3 separate regions of the Mus musculus genome follow, and all the other regions are linked to region 1. The links are chromatin loops, found by intact Hi-C in ENCODE. Cell type or tissue: gastrocnemius. All regions are shown on one strand. Each heading gives the region's core, and the rest is flanking DNA. Links, peaks and the distances in the headings are about the cores only.

What was found. Peaks named below come from ENCODE experiments on the same cell type or tissue, not always from the same donor. Only the 100,000 strongest peaks of a DNase experiment are listed, where the experiment ranks them.
Region 2: it touches region 1 in a loop (2.7-fold over the local background); 10 of 42 quality-filtered maps call a loop at or near these places.
Region 3: it touches region 1 in a loop (2.3-fold over the local background); 15 of 42 quality-filtered maps call a loop at or near these places.

What each region holds. Positions count from the first base shown.
Region 1 is chr10:108,442,970-108,450,248 of GRCm38, reverse strand. All of the region lies in intron 1 of Gm36283 (predicted gene, 36283), which reads right to left. Gm36440 (a long non-coding RNA gene) reads left to right here and starts at 5,443. Exons shown (of 2, transcript XR_380772.2): 1 at 5,443-5,550; 2 at 5,660-5,931. In gastrocnemius, for the core only: CTCF peaks have their summits at 3,758 and 3,958 (motif pointing right); DNase peaks (open chromatin) are centred at 3,419 and 3,978; H3K4me3 peaks cover 1,912 bases; H3K27ac peaks cover 2,963 bases.
Region 2 is chr10:108,330,413-108,337,691 of GRCm38, reverse strand. Gm40755 reads left to right here and starts at 4,689. Exons shown (of 2, transcript XM_017314170.2): 1 at 4,689-7,279. The coding sequence starts at 4,959. The coding sequence ends at 5,915. Pawr (PRKC, apoptosis, WT1, regulator) reads right to left here and starts at 5,503. Exons shown (of 7, transcript NM_054056.2): 1 at 5,444-5,503; 2 at 4,381-5,004. The coding sequence starts at 4,875. In gastrocnemius, for the core only: a CTCF peak has its summit at 4,316; DNase peaks (open chromatin) are centred at 4,551, 4,832, 5,348, 5,664 and 1 more place; H3K4me3 peaks cover 2,512 bases; H3K27ac peaks cover 1,457 bases.
Region 3 is chr10:107,797,426-107,802,425 of GRCm38, reverse strand. Otogl (otogelin-like) reads left to right here. Exons shown (of 58, transcript NM_001177567.2): 35 at 3,625-3,704; 36 at 4,066-4,104. Among named protein-coding and RNA genes, the nearest start is that of Ptprq, 80 kb to the right of the region's middle. In gastrocnemius, for the core only: a CTCF peak has its summit at 2,253 (motif pointing left); a DNase peak (open chromatin) is centred at 2,254.

The sequences.
Region 1 (7,279 bases), core at 1,232-6,231:
GCCTCCCTCTTCACTTAGCGATTCCTTTATGTTGGTTCTAACACACAATTCTAACCAGAAATGCCTGACCGGGGCTGTTCAAATGACGATGCTTTGCCGGCAGAAAGGTACGAGAGTGTGGCCTTCAAGTGTCCACTGCAGTGCAGATCAAAACACCCACGAGAAAGCAAGACAGTAATGTCCCCGAGACAACAGGGGGATAGAGAAGCCCTTTGGCTTAATGAGAGGCCAGATATAACTGCATCAGGGAAGAGTGGTCAGCCTCTATAGCTGGAGGCTTGTGATTTGGAGAGCTAAAGGGACAGCAAAGGCCATGGCCACAGTAGTGAACAGAAATGTGTTCCAATCAACTCTGACATAATGACCTTTACTCCTATTGAATCAATTGCCATAGACGAATTCAAGGATCTAAATTTAGCACTAAATTACATGTATTTAAATGAATTTGTGAGTGGTCTGTTATTAGTTCCTTCACTGGATCTCACACAAGGCTAGGAGATCTGAGGTAAAGCATACAAATAGCAGACTTTTATCAAGTACAAGAGAATATCGCAGAATGTGACAAACCATGCTCCCAGAGAGGAAGTGGGCTGTTGTGTCCATGATCACAGTCTCCTTAGTAACTTCCATAAGATGCCGTAGCATCCATGAGGCCCCAGTTCCCTCACTGATGTCTGATCTTCAGATGGACATACCAGTCTAACTAGATCAATAGGACACAAAAGCCAGCGCTATTAGAATGTTCGCACAATCTCCTTTGAAGGAGATGCTAGGAAGGGATGTTCCCTCTCCTCCTCTGCCTCCCCAGAAAGGAGGGAAGTACTGTAGAAAGGTAGGCTCTATTCCAACAGTGGAAGACGAAGACCCAGATAGGAAAAGAGAGAATGAAGAGAGCCACTGAACAATAGGGACTTTAAAGGCCATAGGAAGACGAGACATTCCTCTTATACCCCAATGGACCAGAAGAAACAGATTTAGGCTCTGACCAACATCCCAAATAAAAACTGGGGAGAGAAAGCAGAAAAGTTGCATCTTAGAGAAAGATGGACAGGCCCAAAGTTGGCCGGGACCGAACTAGGGAGCAGGAATTCTGGGAAGGAAAAGAAAAGAATAGTAGCCTTTAAAGGGATAATTATTCTACCTCCTTCTGTTTTTTTTGTTTTTGTTTTTGTTTTTGTTTTTGTTTTAAGAATGACTTGAGGTGAGTCTACCTTCCTGGGGTGGTCCTGCCTTTTTTAGAAGAGCAGTGGTGACCTGACCCAACTGAACTATCTGGTCTCTACCACAGCCAGAGAGTTGGCGTCCCTTTGATCTGGAGGGGGTCTAGTTTCCCCTGAATAGACACTTACTACTGTTGGGTTACCTCCACTTTAATATACTGTATACTGAGTATCACTAAGAACAACATAAAACTCTGCATTACAGTCCATGTTTAAAGAACTCCGCAGATCTGAGGAACGGGGATTGCAGGAAGTCAACCTTTCTGTAGACGCAGTTGTTTGATGAAAAACTTTCGAGAAAACAAATGATGCAATTTACAGAGTAGCCGGAGTCCCTGCCAAAGTCCCTTCTTGCTTGGAGAGAACTGGGCTAGGCCTCCACAGGACGAGGCCGTGATAGAGATGTGACTCGCCACTGTCAACACCAAGCTGTGGAGTGAAGAGTGACTTGGAGAGGAAAGAGTCACCATCTCTGAACTGAGCCAGCACATGGTCCTCGAGAGCCAGAAGGAGGAGCCGGAGAGACAAGCTAACGTGCAGAGGATGTGCCAGCTGTCCAGACTGGATACTCTCTGGAGTAGCAAAAACCAAAGGGTTTCTTATAGCTCTTATCAACTACAAAGAAGGCTAGAAGGTAGCTGGGTTTAAGTCAACAAGCTTCTCAATTAAGCACGTATCGTGGCGCGAAGCAGATCACCGCACCTCGGGGACTCAGCATCCCCAAGGATATGTGGTATAGTCCTCCTAAGAGCCAGCACATGAACCGGCTCAGGGGGCACACGCCTTTAATCCCAGCACTCGGGAAACCAAGGCAGGCAGATCTCTGGAATTCGAGGCCAGCCTGGTCTACAGAGCCGAGTTCCAGGACAGCCAGGGTTACACAGGGAAACCCTGTCTGGAGAGGGGGAAAAGCCAGAGACATGAGATTTTCTATGTAAAACTCCAAAGAAACAGAGCCACGTAGTCAACACTGGTCAAATAAGCAGCTACGCCCTACAGAGAACACAGCAGCCTCTCTAGGGCAAGGAAGAGCCTTCAGATCCTATAGCAAGTGTTGTCGGGGTTGGGCTGGGGAGTAAGTGGGGGGGGGTGCTAATACTAAGGATTATCACCTCTACCTCTTTGAAGGAGGAGGCAGAGACTTTGAAAGCAACTGACTTTAGACATTGAAAATGAATACTGCCAGCCTTAAGACTTTCGGGATCCAGGGCACTGAGCTGAGGTGCCACTAAGGAGGCTTATGGCAAGTGGCAGGCAGAGAATTTTGACAGAGTACACTTAGTAACAATTACGGGGGGGGGGGGAACCCTTTCATGTTTGTACCCAGATGCAAGCAAATATCCTCACTAAACTGCTCTTATGTTAATGTTTGCACTTCCTGAACACAAGGAGAAGTGCCCCTCCACAGAGGTTTCCAGGGAAGCAACAGAAGGGACAGGGTGGCAGCTGTGATAAGGTTGTGGTGTTTGAAGGTTACGGTAAGTCTCCATCGAAGGCCAGATATATTGTAGAACAACGGCTGAGTTGAGAAGGGTGGAGCCCCAGAGTCCATCTCAGAAAAGAAATCATTCTCTTGAGCGACTCTAGTTGTCACAAAGGCTGTTGCGAAAGCAGTTGCGCTCTCGATGTAGTTTCTGGCTCCTCTGACGGCTGTCCTTATACTTGTGTGAGTTAAACGCAGACACAAATGTAGCCAAATTCAGACTGGGGACGGAGAGTCAGAACAACTGTTGTGTGGTGACACTTGGGAGCCAGTCCCTGGCTTTTTTTTTTTTTTCTTCCCTTTCTATTAAAAAAAAAAAAACAGTTAGCAAAAGTTCTTTGGCTTAGCAAACCAGATAGAGCATGCAACATTTGAGCCCCAATGCATGACATAAGAAGATGCCCATTTTCATTCAGACTCTGAAATCTCAGGATAAGGAATGAAATGTCAAATAATTTCACACATCTATAGTTTGCTATGCAGCCTTTCCCAGAGACCTCTGCTTCCAGACGAACAGACAAGGGGATTTCCGGCAACCGACACTTGGGTAGAAGGGTCAGTGCCACATCTTTAGGTAACTGTGGTCAGAGGTAAAGATTGCTCCTTCCACAGCTCTGATCCAAAACTTCCTTTCCCCCGGGGGTCTGAGAAGCAGCAGCGCCAGACAGTCTCAGCATTCCTGACATTCCCTAAGGGCTGAGGCAACTCTAACCCTGGCCGCTCCTCAGGCACCTGAGGGACTGGACCACTAGCTCTTCCGTGGGGAGCTGAGTGCAAGGACAGGAGAAAGCCCTAAAGGCAACGCAGAGGAGGGTTAGAAAGTTCAATAAACGATCCTGGTCTAACCAGCAACCCGGGCTCCTATGCTCAGGCCGCAGTGACTCACCTAAGCATGGAAAGAGCTGGAAGGAAGCTGAAAGCCCTTAAGTCCATCCTGAATAAAGATTTTTAGCTAGAATAACTTGGGGGGGGGGGGGGCGGAGCGCGCGTGCGCACACATGAACGCAGGCATGTATGCCTGCCTGCCTGCCTGCCTGTGTGTCCTGTGCGTGGAGTAGGCTCACTGAATCTCTTCAGATTCCCTGTGCTGAACAATCCTTACTAACTTTCCTTGTTCCCTGCTACTCTGTCAACCTTCCTGTCCCTTTGTCTTTCCCCATACACGATCTGGAAGCTTGCTAAGGTAAATGGGAGAACTGGAAGGGTTTTTTTTTTAATTCATTAAAACTGCACACAGCCACTAGAGGGCAGTGCTGATACGAGTCTCTCCAGATTTCCTCTCTCTTCAAACTCAGGCTGGCCCATCCGCACATCCTGTAACAGGATGTTTCTGAACTCTTCCTTCAATTCTCTGCGTAAATAAACAACCCAGGCTGGATACACCCAGACTCACATCCCAGTAAACCCGCGAATCACGCAGGTCCAAATTCCTGGTAACCTACAATCTTGCCTAATTTTATAACATACCACAATCAGAGCTGAAACTCGAACTCTGCCCGAGTTTTGGAATGCCTCTCAAAACGCTATCCGGAAGAGTTAAAAGAACTTTGCCAAGAAAAGGCACGTTAAGTGTTCTAGGGCAGCTTGGCTGTACATGATTCTGTTTTTATTTCTATAGTCAAGTTCTCAGTGTACGCTTTGGTCAAAAGCAGAGGAGCTCAGCTGGGCGAAATCTGTAAGATTAGTCATGTACACAAACAGAGGGACGGAGAGCCACGGATGTTTGTCTTGGCACTATGAGTATAAACTGGGGTCTGCTGAGTCTATCTCAGTGACTCAGTGGACCAAGAAAAGCAAAGATAAAAGCCGTGCGTTCCACGGGCAGAATTTCTTTTCCAAGTAGTTCAGCTTAGGGCTCAGGGATCTTGCACCTCCGCGTAGAAAGCAAGCCAGCATCTCACCACCCAGCCTTAAGCACTAGGGTAGCTGTCTCAGCCTGTGGGTCGCGACCCCCTTGACAAAGCTCTATCTCCAAAAATATTTACATTAGGATTCATAACAGTAGCAAAATTAGATTATGAAACAACAAAAGTAATTTTATGGATGGGGGTTCACCAGAACGTGAAAAACCACTGGAGGCTAACATGTGGCTGAAGACTAGGTAAAGCTGAAAGGGGCTTGACAAGGATACAGGGCTGGGCACAGCACTCTGGGCCCCCGGAGCTGGAGCTGTTCTTCTTCAGACACTCGTATTTACTGATACCAAGCTTATCTTTGGTTTCTCAGCAAAGGCAGATAAGGTGAGGGAAATATTTGTAGGCAGAGATTTCTGGAATTTCCCCACAGTGTTGAAATAGCCCCGAGAGTTCAAGAAGGCCATATTTGGACAATGATAAGTATGTTATTTTTTTTTTCTATCTTTTCTGTTTTCCCTGCTATATAATAACATTTAACCTCCTTCACACAAGGTCAGGGGTGCTGTCCCAAAACTGCCCCAAAGGCATCTCTTTTCCAAGGACAGGAGATCCAGGACCCTCCCAGGGTCATGAACATATATACTATGTTTCTAAAGGGAAAATGACCAACAGAGGCAGTGCTTACTGAAGTCAGACGGGGACTGTAACTCAGCAAACCTTCCTCATGAGGGAGAAGATGGGATAAACAATGGATTCCTAGCTGAAATCCTACAATTGTGGAGAGGTCTTCCAGGGCTGCACTGCACTTGGGGGAAGGGGGGGCAGGAGGAGAAAAGGGAGGAGAGAGAGAGGGAGAGGGAGGGAGGGAGGGGGGAAAGGAGAGGGAGGAGAGAGAAGAGGAGGGAGAGGGAGAGAGAACAGAAAAACAAAGATGGAAGTGTGTGCCATTAGGAGGCTCTGAAAGATTACTCCTGACGCAGCAAAACCTGAGGTAAAATGTTGACAAAGGGCGGAGGTGGAGACTCCACCCTCGTTCACCTGCTCCTGACCTCTGAGGCACTGTCAGCAAGACATCATCCATGAGTCTTTTTCTTTTACAGATGTTTTATCTACAGGATGGTGCGCCCCAGGAAATCAAGAAACAACCACCTCTCCTCTCTCCCATCACCTTACAAACCCAAGACCTGGCACACTGGGAAAAATAAAAACAGAACCGGGCAAGAGATTCTCAACGGTCCGTGAACTCCCGGTAGGAACTTGGCTAAATAGAGTTGTTTCGGGTACATGACAACTTGGCCTCTTCTGTGTTCTCCTGAATGTATAATTGATGTGGCCCATCTGTTTCCAGTAAAGGAACTTTTGTTTTGCTTTTTGTTGTTGTTGTTGTTTCTCCGCTACTTTCAGGCAGAACGAATGGCTTTCTCATTAGGCAGTGTTCACGGGCTCTTAGAAGACGCATTTAGAACAGAAAGCCCCCTCCCCCTTCCCACCCCAACACCACTTAGACTGCCAGCTGACTTGAGACTCTTCCTTCTCATTCCATGCTGGTTATATGAGAAATCCTGCTGGTCTCCGTGCAGGGAGCTTCCCAGGTGAGACTACTAAATACCCCGGGATGGGACAGTGTAGTTATTACAATCCCGTGGTACTCTCGTGGATGTGTGGGTTGGCAGCTGCCAGCCCCTGTCGTTCCGGGGCTTAGAGAAGGGAAATAACAAGGAACATCTTCTTGGGTCTCCAAGCTCACTCTGCAGGTATTTGCTGAGCATGCCTCTGGCATCCGAGTTTAATAATGATTAGAATCTAGCATAGCAAAAGAAAGCCAGGCTGTGTTCTTCCCAGTACAAGGAAACACACCACCAACAAAAACTTGAGTAATGGTGATTTCACATGCACAGAGGAGAAGGAGGTAGGAAGGGAGGAAGGGAAGAAGGAAGGGAGGAAGGAAGGAAGGAAGGAAGGAAGGAAGGAAGGAAGGAAGGAAGGAAAAAAGGAAGGTATTGGTGAAGTTGGAAAACAACTGAGAACCCTTCCTGATCTACTGAGGTAAAATGTCAGGAAATTCCTCAGAAAGCTATAGAGTCACCATATAGCAATCCCACCCATAAATGAATGCCTACGAGAACCAGAGCATGACTATTATCTAGTAACTAGTGCATGGCTATTCAAAGAAATGTTTCTCAGCCCCAACGTTGAAGTAACCCCAAAGTACTACCTACCAACTGATAAAGAAAAATGTGCTTCTTATGTATGGTGGCATGGGTTAACCCAAGAACATGCCTAGTGAAAAAGTCGCAGTGCGCTGGCTATTCCTGGTTGACACCTTGACTACATCTGGAGTGAACTACAATCCAGAAATGGAGGGCACACCTATGAACCAGACCTTGAGGCTGGAAGACACAAGTTTCTGACCTGGATCTTGGCATGGAGATCTTGAGGCACTGTGACCATGAAAAGTTTAGACCCAGACAAGGTAGTGCATGCCTTTAATCCCAGGAGACTAAGGCAAGGAGATCTCAGAGTTCAAGGTCAGCCTGGGACAAAGCAAGTCCCAGATCCAGGCGTGGTGGTACACACCTTACTCTGTGCCACACCTTCTGCCGGTGGCCTACATAAGGACTCTGGAAGAAGCAATGTTCACTCTTCTTCGACTGCTTGCGCTTACATGCCAGCACATCTGTTGGAACCTACTTCTACAGAAGACCAGCTGAAACAACTAG
Region 2 (7,279 bases), core at 1,306-6,305, 110 kb after region 1:
GAAATATGCTAAATAATGCAAGGTTAATACCTTTTTCTTCCCCTCACAGACGCAGAAGGGAGGGGGAGAGAGGGAGCAGGAGGGCTAGAGAGAAAGCAAGAGACGGGAGATCCTCCTCCTCGTTTTTTTTTTTTTAAAGATTTATTTTATGTATATGAGCACACTGCAGTTGTCTTCAGACACACCAGAAGAGGGCGTCGGATCCCATTACAGACAGTTGTGAGCCGCCATGTGGTTGCTGGGAATTGAACTCAGGACCCTTGGAAGGGCAGTCAGTGCTCTTAACCGCTGAGCCATCTCTCCAGCCACCTGCGTGCATTCCTTTCTAATCCGTACATCATAACTGTCATGTTTATATCTATATAATCTTGACTCACTTAAAGTCTAAGCCTCTCCTTTCTACCCTGGCAGTGGGGATAAGGAATAGCTACATTACAGTGCTGCCCTGACCTTTAAGCACTTCAGCCCTGCGCTATGCAGGTAGAAGGTTCAAGTAGATGTTGGCTTATAACATAAAGCCTTCAGTGCTATCCTTAGCTAGGAAATAGTGCTGTTTTCTGTGGTAACTGTCTTCAGGCCGTACCTCTGTAAACAGAACAGACAGGCAAAGACTGAGAAGCCCTCAGTGTGCTGCCTCTTTGGAAGTCCACGAAGCCACAACTCACCCTTCTTGCCTCGTTTCCTTCCTATACTTGGGAGCATCACTGGACAATGCCTGTGCTCGAGCCAGTTCTATGCCCCCAGACTGCAACCTGGTGGCTCTTAACCCTGACTCACGGTGGAACTACATGGGGAATTAAAAAAATATTAAGGCCTGGGCTTCATTCCCAAACCCATTAAATCACATGGGAGTGGGAGTGGAGGGCAGGAAGGGCCAAGAATCAGCAAGGGGGAGCATTTATTTTTAAGTTCCGCACATGATAGCAACAGGCTGCCAAAGTTAAGAACCACAACTCTTTGACACTTAAAAATACTGCGAAAGCATCTGCAAGAATATGCGGATGCAGTGAATATGTACGCACGGAAGTCAGTGCGGCTTGACCCAAGAACCTCACCCTCAAGTTAGTCCCAGCTTCATCCTCTCTTCCCTCTAGACGAAGAGCCAATAAATACCAACAGCGGGCTGTGGTCCCATGCTCTTACACTAGTACCCAGGGCTAAGTCTTACCCTTCTTCCTAGAGTCCAGCCTTGCTCTCTCCAAATCTATACCACTTTATTCCTGTTTTGCCCAGTTTCTTTACAAGAGGCCATGAATGCAGGCATGTAATGATCACCTGTCTGGTTTGAAAAACACAAACACTAACAGGTAGCAGGTAGCATACCATGTACTGGTTATCCCACTTACAGCTAGTTACTACCACACTGGAAAGGTAGAAAATGAGTTTCAAAAACCCTAATTAATGAAAACTATAGAGCTGGCCTCATTAAAGGATATCTGGAAATGTGGATGTTTACGCTCCACTCCCACAGTATCAGCCCTGTGTTCTAGTGTTCTAGCCCTCATCGGGTGGTTTTAACCGGTTTCCTTGCAGCAATATAACTAAGACAATAGAATAATAAAGTGAGCTAGGGAAAACCAGAACACACTCACCACACGGATGTTTAATCAGCACACCTGGGGGGAAGGGAAGCAGGCTGGTTTCACTTTTTATTCCAGGCTGGCCCCAACCACAGAGAGATCTGCCTGTCTCTGCGTCTGTGGTGGGATCGGAAAATATGCACAACCACCGACAACAATACTAACTTCTTGAAGGAACAGTATTTCTTTCAAACCCTGAAAAAGGTCCTCTAGGCACACTGCAGGGTAACGGGGAAATAAACTTGGTTGGGCATACAGTGTGAATGAATGCAAGCGTCACTGGACAGTAGACAAAATATATCTTTGTTTCACTACTGACAGGTGGGCGGTACCTAAGAAGTTTCTAAAATACAGCTTACTAGAACAGGAGTGTTAGACTATGTAGCCCACATAAACCCGGCAGCAAGTGGATTTCACTGTTCTACTAGAAGAAATGGCATGTAATTCTAAGTCAACAACAACCTGAAAAGCAGGGAAATGGTTCAGCCTCAACATTCTAAAATATATATTCTGCAACTGGTAAAGCCATCTAAGAAATAAAAAAATAAAATAAAATAAAATAAAAAAGTCTAAAATTCTAAAGCTCGGGGAAGGAGACAGTGGAGAAGCATGCCTGCTAATTAGATACTGTGGTGAAATATGGCTTCGTTTTGTTGGGTCCTCCAGCTTGAAATGGAGCCATGGTTACCAGTAAAAGAAAGCAATTCTCAATTCCCTATTCAATAAAAAAGGTTCAAATTCCACAGACCAAAAAAAGAAAAAAATGGTACCCTGGATTGTTTGTTTTTAAGGAAGATTAAATTTAGGAGTTGCCAACACCCAAACGAAAAACATTCCAGAGTATTAGGCTCAATTACAGAGGGGAGCCATCTACATTCCCAGCACTGGGCTCCCTCACTCACTCAGAGGAGGAGGACCTATTAACAAAAGATGTTTCTTGCCCTCTCACAAGATACACCCTACTTATTTCTCCTGTTTTTGTTTTTGTTGTTGTTCAAAGTAAATTAAAAAAATATATAATTTTAGCACAAGCAGCCAGGCCAAAAAAATGAAGTTTTACATCTGCCAACATATCTCCCAAAATAAGACTCCTGTCAGATGAACCCTGAAAGAAGAGTGGAAATGACAAGTTCTTTTATTTGGACCAGAAGATGCTTTTAAAAATAAAGCTAAGGAATGCAGCCTTCCCAAAGCTGTGTCTTCAATTCCCCTTAACCTTCATATTTTTACATTTGAAATAAAAAAAGAGAGAAGAGAGAGAAGAAACCTGGAAATTTGATTACCATTCTTATGAATTACTTTGAAAGCAACTTTAATGAGTAGCAGATATCTTGAATAAATGGCAAGCCACCAGGACAGTTGTTCTGGCTGATAAAAATCTCTTGAGACATTCACATAAAAATCCAAAAATATATCCTACAGAGACACACTGATTCTCTAGGTATGAAAGTCATAGTAATACTTTAAATTATGATCCTAATATACTCATTACTACAAACTACCTAGCCCACAATTAAAGTTAGTAAATTGGTGGGGGTTAGGGGCTGGAGACAGACTCCCCAACACATAGCCCTGACTGGTCTCGAACTCCCTGCCTTCCTGTCTGTGCCTCATAGGACTGGAATCACAGGTGTGAGCCTTGATGCCTGGCTTCTAATGTCATTTTATGTTTTGTTTTGTTTTGTTTTGTTTTGTTTTGTTTTGTTTAAGCAGTGCTGGGGACCAAACACTGGGCCTTAATGGTGCTAAGCAAATGCTTTATCACTGAGCTACATTCTCAGCCCAAAGTTAGTAAATATTTTAACAGCCCTTTAATGGCTAACAAGGCCAAGAATTAAAAAGTTGTGGGTGGAGAGTTAAAACTAAAAAGCCATAGAGTAAAAGATGTGGCTTCCTCGAGTGAAAAACAGAGGTCAAACCACTTCCCAGAGTTTTGGAATTGCTTCCTTTCAGGTAGATGAAGGTGTGATTATACACTTGCTTAAAAATCTTTCAAAGTTTCAAGATCTCTAATAGAACGTTCCTGATGCTAGAAGAAATGTTTGGTGATATAACACACACACACACACACACACACACACACACACACACACACACACACACCAAACATAAAGAACACACACCTCCAACAAATATTTTCCCGATTGTTCAAGACCACAATTAGTTGCTGAGACTCCAGAACTTAGTTGCTACAGCATCTCTGCTGTCCAAAATACCGCTGGGGCGACTTTAACACGGGTTTACTGCGAGATAACGCTTAGCTATTGCTAAGGCTACGCTTTCTTTAAAGGTGCCTTTGCTTGTAAACACTGCTAGGGAAGTGGAGATAAAACAACCTGATAGCCCGAGATGGACACGTGGGAAATCAGAAGACGTCATCACCTCCACGAATCGATTTCCCTAACACTTGATCTCTCTCTCTCTCTCTCTCTCTCTCTCTCTCTCTCTCTCTCTCTCTCTCTCACACACACACACACACACACACACACACACACACACACAGACTCAGAGACAGACAGACAGACAGACAGACAGACAGAAGTCTAGGCTGCCAAATCCTGGGGAATACCAACTGTCTATCATTCTAAAGCAATAATCCGGTTCCAGGGGCGGAAAAAAGAGCACGTGTCCAACTTTTCTGGGTCGGGGTAACTTCCCAGCAATCATTTACTCCAAGTAAAACTCCATCCCCGCTGCAGAGAGTGGAAGGGAACTCCGGGCCCCGGACCGAGGGAGCTCCCTGGTGGAAGACTCGGGAGGCGGCCCCGAGCCCCGCACCGGCCCGCCCCGCCCGGCTCACCTCCGCCGCGGGGATGTTGACCACGCCGGTGGAGCGGCGCTTCTCCCGCAGCTTCCTCTTCTCGATCTGCCCCTTGCCTTTCCTGGCGCTGGGTCCCGAGCTGCGGCCCTTCTCCCGGGCGCTATCCGGCTCCTCCTCATCGCCCCGGGACCCAGGCGCTCCCGAGGCCGCAGCGGCGCTAGGGCACTCGTCCTCCGCCCGCCGGGAGCCGGGAGCCGCGCGGGGCAGCGTGGACGAGCCGTGAGCGCAGTTCAGGGCGCCGGGCGCGGGGGCGGCAGGTGCGGCCGCGCCCGCGGGGCCGTGGTTGAGCTCCGAGGTTCCCGCGACCGCGGTCGGGGTCAGCGATCCCGCGGGGGACTTGGCGGCTGGATCCCCGCCGCTCGACCCCGGGCCCGCGGGGTTCTGCTTGGCGCGCATCTTCTCGCGCTTCGCCTTCCACTCCTCCAGGAAGTCCGTGGTGGTGCTGCCGCCGCTCCGGTAGCCGCCGGTCGCCATGTTCCCAGAGGGGCCGGCGGGGGCGCCCCTCACGCCGCGACTCCTGTCTCCCGCCGGCGCCGCCGCCTGCCCGGGAAGCGAGAATGCGCTGGGGACTGCGCGGGGTGAGCGCGCTGCCGGACCGACGCTCTGCAAGGAAGCACACGGGGCGGGGGAGGGGGCGCGGCGTCAGGTCCCGGGGTGGCCGCGAGACAGCGATCGCCGCGCCCTCGGCGTGGCCGCGCGTCCCAGCCGCCAAGTTCGCAGGACGTACCTCTGCGGTGCACCCCGAGAAATCCGACCCCGGGGAAGGAAGAGAGAGGAAGAGATGGGCCCCACCCTCGCCGCCCTCCCCGTCGCACCCAGGTCCCCGACCCCGCACCGGGACACCCGCGCCGCTGCCACCTGTGTGCACAGCTCCCCGGGACTCCCATTCCGCTCGCGCGGGCCTGAGCTCCGCGCCGCAGACGCCTCCATTCCGAGACGGGACGCGGAGAGCCACCAGCCGGCTGGAACCGGGGGGGACGTGTCCAGCGGAGAGGAGACCCGTGCGCGAGTCCCGTGCGGGTGGCCCGGAAGAGCCCCTTACCTCCGAGAAGTTTTTAGGTGGGACAAGGAGCGTGGCGGGGATGAGGGTTGTCCAGGTGAGCCGGAGCGTCCGGGACGCGCACGACCAGCCCCGGCAAACTCGCCGGCCTGAGCTGGGGGCAGTCCCTGGCTGGAGGGAGGGAGCGAGCGAGGGGCGGAGGGGGGCGGGAACCGAGCGGGGCCGAAGCGGGGCGGAAAGGGCCGAGTCCCTGCGGCCCGAAAGGGGGCGGAGAAGTACCGCCGAAGCCCCGCCCTCCGCGCTCAGGTGCGCGGCGCCCCGCCCCTCCCGCCGCCCTGACTCCTCCCTCCCGGGAATCGCACTCAGAGCGGACACCTCCTACCCAGGCTCGCAACTTCACTGCGGGCTGCCTTCCAGCTCCGCAGATTCTAGGGCGGGATCGGCCGATCCACGCCCCTCTCTCTCCTCACTCCTCTTCCCCGCCCCTCGGGTCTCCCACCACTCTTCCTTTTAAGTACAAGACCGTATTATTCTAGGGAAAGTTGTGACTTGCCGGAGGAAAAGTGCTACCAGCTAGGGGATGATTCAGGACCTGGCTCGCCAGGGTGGGGAAATACCCACATGGTCCCTTTCCCTCGCCGCCCTTCCCTCCCTCTTTCTAGACGCCAGGGGGGTGGCAGGTAGGAGACTGAGAAACCCAGCAAGCCCCTTCAAAAGCAGCGAGTGTCGTGATTTAAAAAAAAAAAAAAAGTTAGCTAAAAGGAGATGCTAAAATGATCGATGAATTATCAAGAGTTTTTTATTCTTTCAAGATCTTGTTGGCAACCCATGCGGTCTTCACGCTGTCTCTACACCGCTTATAGGCAGATTTAGCAGCAAATCTCCCCACCATCGACCTAAAGCTGGAGAGTCTCTGACTTTCCATCTTTTCTATGCCCAGGCATGAGTCAGTCCATCCTCACCTGCGATCAGAGCTAAGGGGACTTATCTCTCACATCTGTGCAATGTCAGAGTGCATCATTTTCAGGAGCTATGAAACCGTGTTTCCCAAACAGTAAGAGTCCGGAGGCACATAGGCTGACCGAACGATTCATCGTCGTTTTGCTCAGGTGACACAATGTAGGTAAGGAGGCAGCAGGTAACACGCCACAGCAATGGGCACAGGCTATAGTGACTCACAGTCTTGCATTTCTCAGAAGCAATTCTGGTCTTTGGTCTGCCTGTTGGGCTGGACATACGATTAACTTGGAGAAGGCTTAGAAAGTTGCTTGGTAAAAGGCCTCTCCCCGCACCCCACCCAAGAAGGATTAAAAAAAAAAAACAAAACAAAAAAACCAGGCTGACTGCGAGCCTAGCTGGTACCAACTTAGGTGTGCTGTGTTGGTTTCTCGGGCTTGTTTTCTGAGGCAAGCTGGAGCCTGGCTATATAGGTTCACATTCCTGAGTTAGTTACCTGAGAATGCTCACTTGGAAGGATTAAACACAGCGCTGGAAAGAGGACAGGCTCAGCCTGGATACGCATATGTAAATTACCACAGGGATCTTTAATGTATGTTTAAATTCTCTGAATTCAGTCGCTTTCTTTACTATGAAATACAGTACCTCGTTTTTAAAAGCTGTTTTAAGAGTCGACTCTGATTGTGGTGTGCTTGATTCAAGGACTACTTCTGATAATAAGATTTCAAACAATCATAGGTTTCTGTCTGGGAAGTGGAAGAAAGGAGAAAAAGACAAGGTAAGGAATATGTATTAACTTGAAAGCAATACACCTTGAATGAACAAGGGTAACACTTATAAATACAAATTTATCTCTTAATCGTCTCTGAGTCAGGAGTGCTGGCTTGCTTGGCTTTGGGTAAGTTGCTTAACTTCTGTGCC
Region 3 (5,000 bases), core at 1-5,000, 650 kb after region 1:
CCAAATGCCATGTTCCAATGTGGAAAGGGTTTCCAAGATGTTTTTATACTAAAGAATGAAAGAAAGACATAAATAAAGGTCTTTTTCAAATATACTAATAGGAATTTGAGGTTGGCAGATGACAGCAAAGTGGGAAATATTTGCTATGGGCTTTGGATGCATCTGGGATTTTGGGTCAGTGGAAGCTAGTTTGTTCTGTTATACTAGCAACCTCCCCAAAGATGTTATTTGATTTGTAAGATTGTTAGGTCAGATGAGCAGCGGGGAACAATGTTGGGTGTTAACGGAAACCAAAGACAGCCTAAGAGATCTCAGCTCCAGATCTGCAACCTTCCAGGCCCCCTCCTTCTGGCAGTTCTAACCCACCATTTCCCAGCCTTGTGGAAGTTTTAACACATGGGTGGCTTTCTCTGGGAGCTTCAGTTCACAGAGATGAACGCTGGACAATGATCAGAAAGTTCAAATCACTTAACTCCATGGAACGCTGTATTGACCTTTGATGAGATAAGGAAAAGATGTTTACTTCCTAGGATATTAAGCTGAAGACTGAGAATCCTTCGTAGCGTTTGGTACCCTGGATGCGAGGAAGAGGCAGGACGGAAGCAGGAAGTGTAAGAAGCTTTTATAAGCAAAGATTTTGCTGTGAAGGAGGAACTGGAAATGGACTCATAGTGGGAGGGATTATTTTGAAGTCATTTTATAATAAAGACCTAGGCGCTTCTCAGAATGATCATTACTCTCTGGTATCGTGAAATGCCCTTGGTGTGTGAAAAATTGAGAAATGGGCTATCTTAGGAGCGCGCAGTCTTTTTTAAAGGATACAGTCTGTCAACAGCACATTAAGGTGGTATTTCCTAGGGCTGTGGAATGGCTAATAGCATTACTCCCTTATCTAGAGCAGGGCCACTGAAACTCAGAGGTCACTCAGCTCTAGCTAAGCCTCACAACCTGAGGGAAAAGAGTTTGACTCCCTGTGCCCTGTGTACCTAGTGCTGGGAGTGTAAGGGAAGAAGAGAAAATTCTACTTGCTTTCTTTACCTGTGCATGTGTGCATGTGTGCATGCCCGTCTGTGTGTGCGTGTAATTGTTTACTACATTTGGGCTTATTCACAGTCACAAATATGTCTCATCATGACCCTTCTGGTAGCTATAAGGAGGTGAGGTTGCTGCATGATCACATGGTAACAATGATCCCAGGGGAGCTGGGGAGGAAGTAAGCTCTTATTACTTATTATTGATGCTATTACTAATAAGCTTATATTACACTTATTAACAGTATCTGAGGTGACTAACACTGACTCCCCAGTGCCCCTAGTATATTGTCTTTAAGTTCTTATTGTTGTAGGAAGGATTGGTGGTGGTGGTGGTGGTGGGGTCCCTTAAAGATGTTGGAAGAAATTTATATATGCCAAGATCTTTCTTATTTCTGCTCATCCTTTCTTTCTCTCTTATCCTGTATGCTGAAGTATCTAGGCTGACTCTTGATTGTGCCCATGGTCCAAGGGGACTCATGCACTAAGCTGGGCTTCAATGTGACCCTGCACCCCTTCTTTCAAGTGCCCAAATGAACCATCAATCACTCTTGTTGCTGATACCAAGCAACTGTTAGAAAACAAGGTGCTCCATGAAAATGAGTGCTGTTTGTGAGAAAATGTGTCAAGCGGTGTATTGTGGGGCACATATGTAAATTCCTATTATCTGTATTTTATAATAGCTTTTTCACACTGAGGGATTCTATCCTTTGGAAGTTGGGCATAATATTAGCTGCATAGCAAAGCCAACAGGATCTTGTCATGTGTGACTATAAAGTTACAGATAAGGGAGAAAATAATAGCTTTTGGAAAATGGCTCAAGAGAATAGGCATGAATTTTGTCCTTTACAAAGAAACTGAAAAAAATAATTGAGTAACACACACACACACACACACACACACACACACACACACACACACACACACAGACACACTCACACACACATGGATTACTGCATTCAACTGTAATCCACTGTCTGTAGTTTGTCAACTCTCTTATAACTTTAACTTCTCTCTGCTGCCTGATAAAATTTAAAATAGGATTATATAAGTGGTTAAAGGTTTATTACTCAAGTCCATTGTACAAAACAAGCAGCTGATCACGTAGAAACCAACTATTCATATTTTAAAGGAATCATTTGTAAACGTGGTATCTAAGGCTTCGCTAACCATCCCTCATTAAGCCTGTTCAGTAGGGGAAGGCGTTTGCTTCGCCAACACTGCCCTCTGCTGCTGCTGACCTGTAAGTCAAGTTAGTATTTATCCGGAGTAGAAACACTGAGTGTCTCTGTCCAGATAACTAACAGATGAAGCAATAGGAAGTGTTTTGAAAAATCTTAATAATACTATTACAGCCTGCTAGTGTACGTGAGAGACAGATAACCAGCCTCTGCATACAAGGATCCTCATAAATTCTCTGTGGCATGTTAGAATCTAATAACTAGACTTGGCTGCACAGGGAAGATTACATTTTTTCCCCAATAAGGATACATTGGACACTAGCTTCCACAGGATGGCAGGGAAATAGGATCTTAGTCATACTTTGGCTCTCTTCCTGGGGAAGAATAGTAGCCTACACCCTGTCTTCTGGATTGTGTACACAGTTCTCAAGCCAATGGCATCTTGAAACTTCTGAGACTTACTTCTTTCTGTACCTCATATGAGGAATGGGGTTCTTTATTCAAACTACCCTTGCTAGGTCTTGAACCTGGAACTATAAACACATCCGCCTGTATCACTGCAACGAGTTTTGGTACAAACTCTAAAGCTCCCGAGAACTTCTGCCTCCGCCATTATTGCCCCCTGCTTATATGAAAAGAACCTCGTCTATGCACCTCTCCTGCTTTTCCGTTGAGATCTCAAGTCTCTTTTCAGGAAGCTTAGGACTGAATAACAGGCAGGGGAAGCTACTGCTGATCTTGTTTTGTTCTACAGACCTCTTCAGGGCAATAACAATCAAATATCATAGCGATCCACTAGGATGTCAAGTACACAGAAAGTGAAAGTGTGGGCTGAGTAGATGGCTCTATCCTTAAGAGCACTTGCTTCTCACAGAAGACTCGAGTTATGTCCCCATTATTCGCAACAGACATCTCACAACTGCCTGTAACACCATCTCCAGGGAATTTGACACTCTCTTCTGGATTCACACACACACACACACACACACACACACACACACACACACACACACACATTTATAATAAAGAAGTAAAAGTAAATAATACACTATAGCAAAATAACCCAACCAATCAAACAAACAAGCAAAAAACCTGAAACTTCCACAGATTGTTCCTCTATGTTTCTACCCATTTCTAAGAACACGAGTTTAGTGTGTCCCAGACATAAGCATGTGCTTTGGACATTCTGTGTTCAAATTCTACCTCCATAACCTTCCCCATAGTGATCTGTATGAGCCCCTGGTTTGCAGTTTTATAAATTTCATAGCTATCATGCAGTAGTGGCAAACGGAGTTCTCCTATGTGCCTGATGACGAACATGGAGAAAGTTTAGGCATACCAAACCTCAGCTACAAATATTTAATGTAGATCTTTCTATTTACACTTACTTCATTTATGTTTTCCACTAAAAGGGTTGAAGGATGCTTGCCATATTGCCCCAAGAATATGATCCTGGATGAGACGACTCTTAAATGTGTTCACCCAGAAGACTGTAAGTATGGACCTTGCTTAATTTACTGTTAAAAATAAAAAGCATAGATAATTTTTCCCTCAGGCAAATGGTTACAATTAGAAGCCTGAGACAGAGAATAAGAACTCATTTCAATCTCCAGTCCATGGAGCTAAAACAAACAAACAAAAAAACCCAACAACAAAAAAATCAACCAACCAACCAACCAGACAAAATAACTTCCCAATTATTTTCTAAAACATTTATGTCTTGCTTCTCATATCCCTCTTTTATGTTTTCTTTCTTAAAATATTTTCCTAGAAGACAAAGAGCTGTATGTAAATTAGGTGGGTCTTCTTTTATGGAAATATAGATCAATGCAGGCATCTCTATTTATTTGTAGGCATACCACTGTTTCCAACAGAACCAGCATTGCCACCAGGTAAGCTGCAATATCCAGGGATTTGGGCAGTTGCAACAATTTATCCCAGCTGCTAGTACATGGATTATCAAATTGATAAAAATCCCAGAAGTGGCCTTTTTTTTAAGGGCTGTGTGTATTTTCTGTAGTTATTCCACTTCTTTATCCATTTCAGTTAGTGTATGCTACTAAGGTTTCTTCAAAATCCATGGTAACGGAGTTATGAAGTTGGCTTTCAGGATCTCTCTCTCTCTCTCTCTCTCTCTCTCTCTCTCTCTCTCTCTCTCTCTCTCTCTCTCTCCAAGTTTTCTCTGGATCCTAACTATAAAACTTTCTCTAGGAAATTATTTTATAAATCCACTCGTCAAGTCTTGTCAAGCTTAATATAGTGCTCCTGGGGTTGTGATTTACAAAAGTTTAGTTTCAGATACTTAGATTCGGCAAACCTCAGTTTGAATCTTGTGTTTTTTTTTTTTTTTCTTTCCTGGCCCCTGGGTGTGGTGTGAATGTTAGATAGGGTATAGCTTTGATCTTAATATAAGCAACAGTTGTCAAGTATTTTAAAACATAACCTTCCATGAATGTAGCTTTTGGCTAACTATGGATCAAAAATCGTTGGAAAATATTCATATAGGCTAATGACATATAAAATGTTCCTTGTGACATCCCCTAAATACATGATAAATTATTGTTTACATAGTTTTTACATTATACAAGGCATACATCATTTAAGAGATGAGATGATTTAAGATAAGGAAGGAAACATAGGTTATATGCAAAATCACATTATCTGATGTTAGGGACTTGAGCATGCACAGATTACGGTGTGTGTGGTGGGTCTGCAACTGACCACTCAAGAGCACTCAGGGATGATCATATTATAGTGCACTATATTAGAATGATATAGGACCTATATA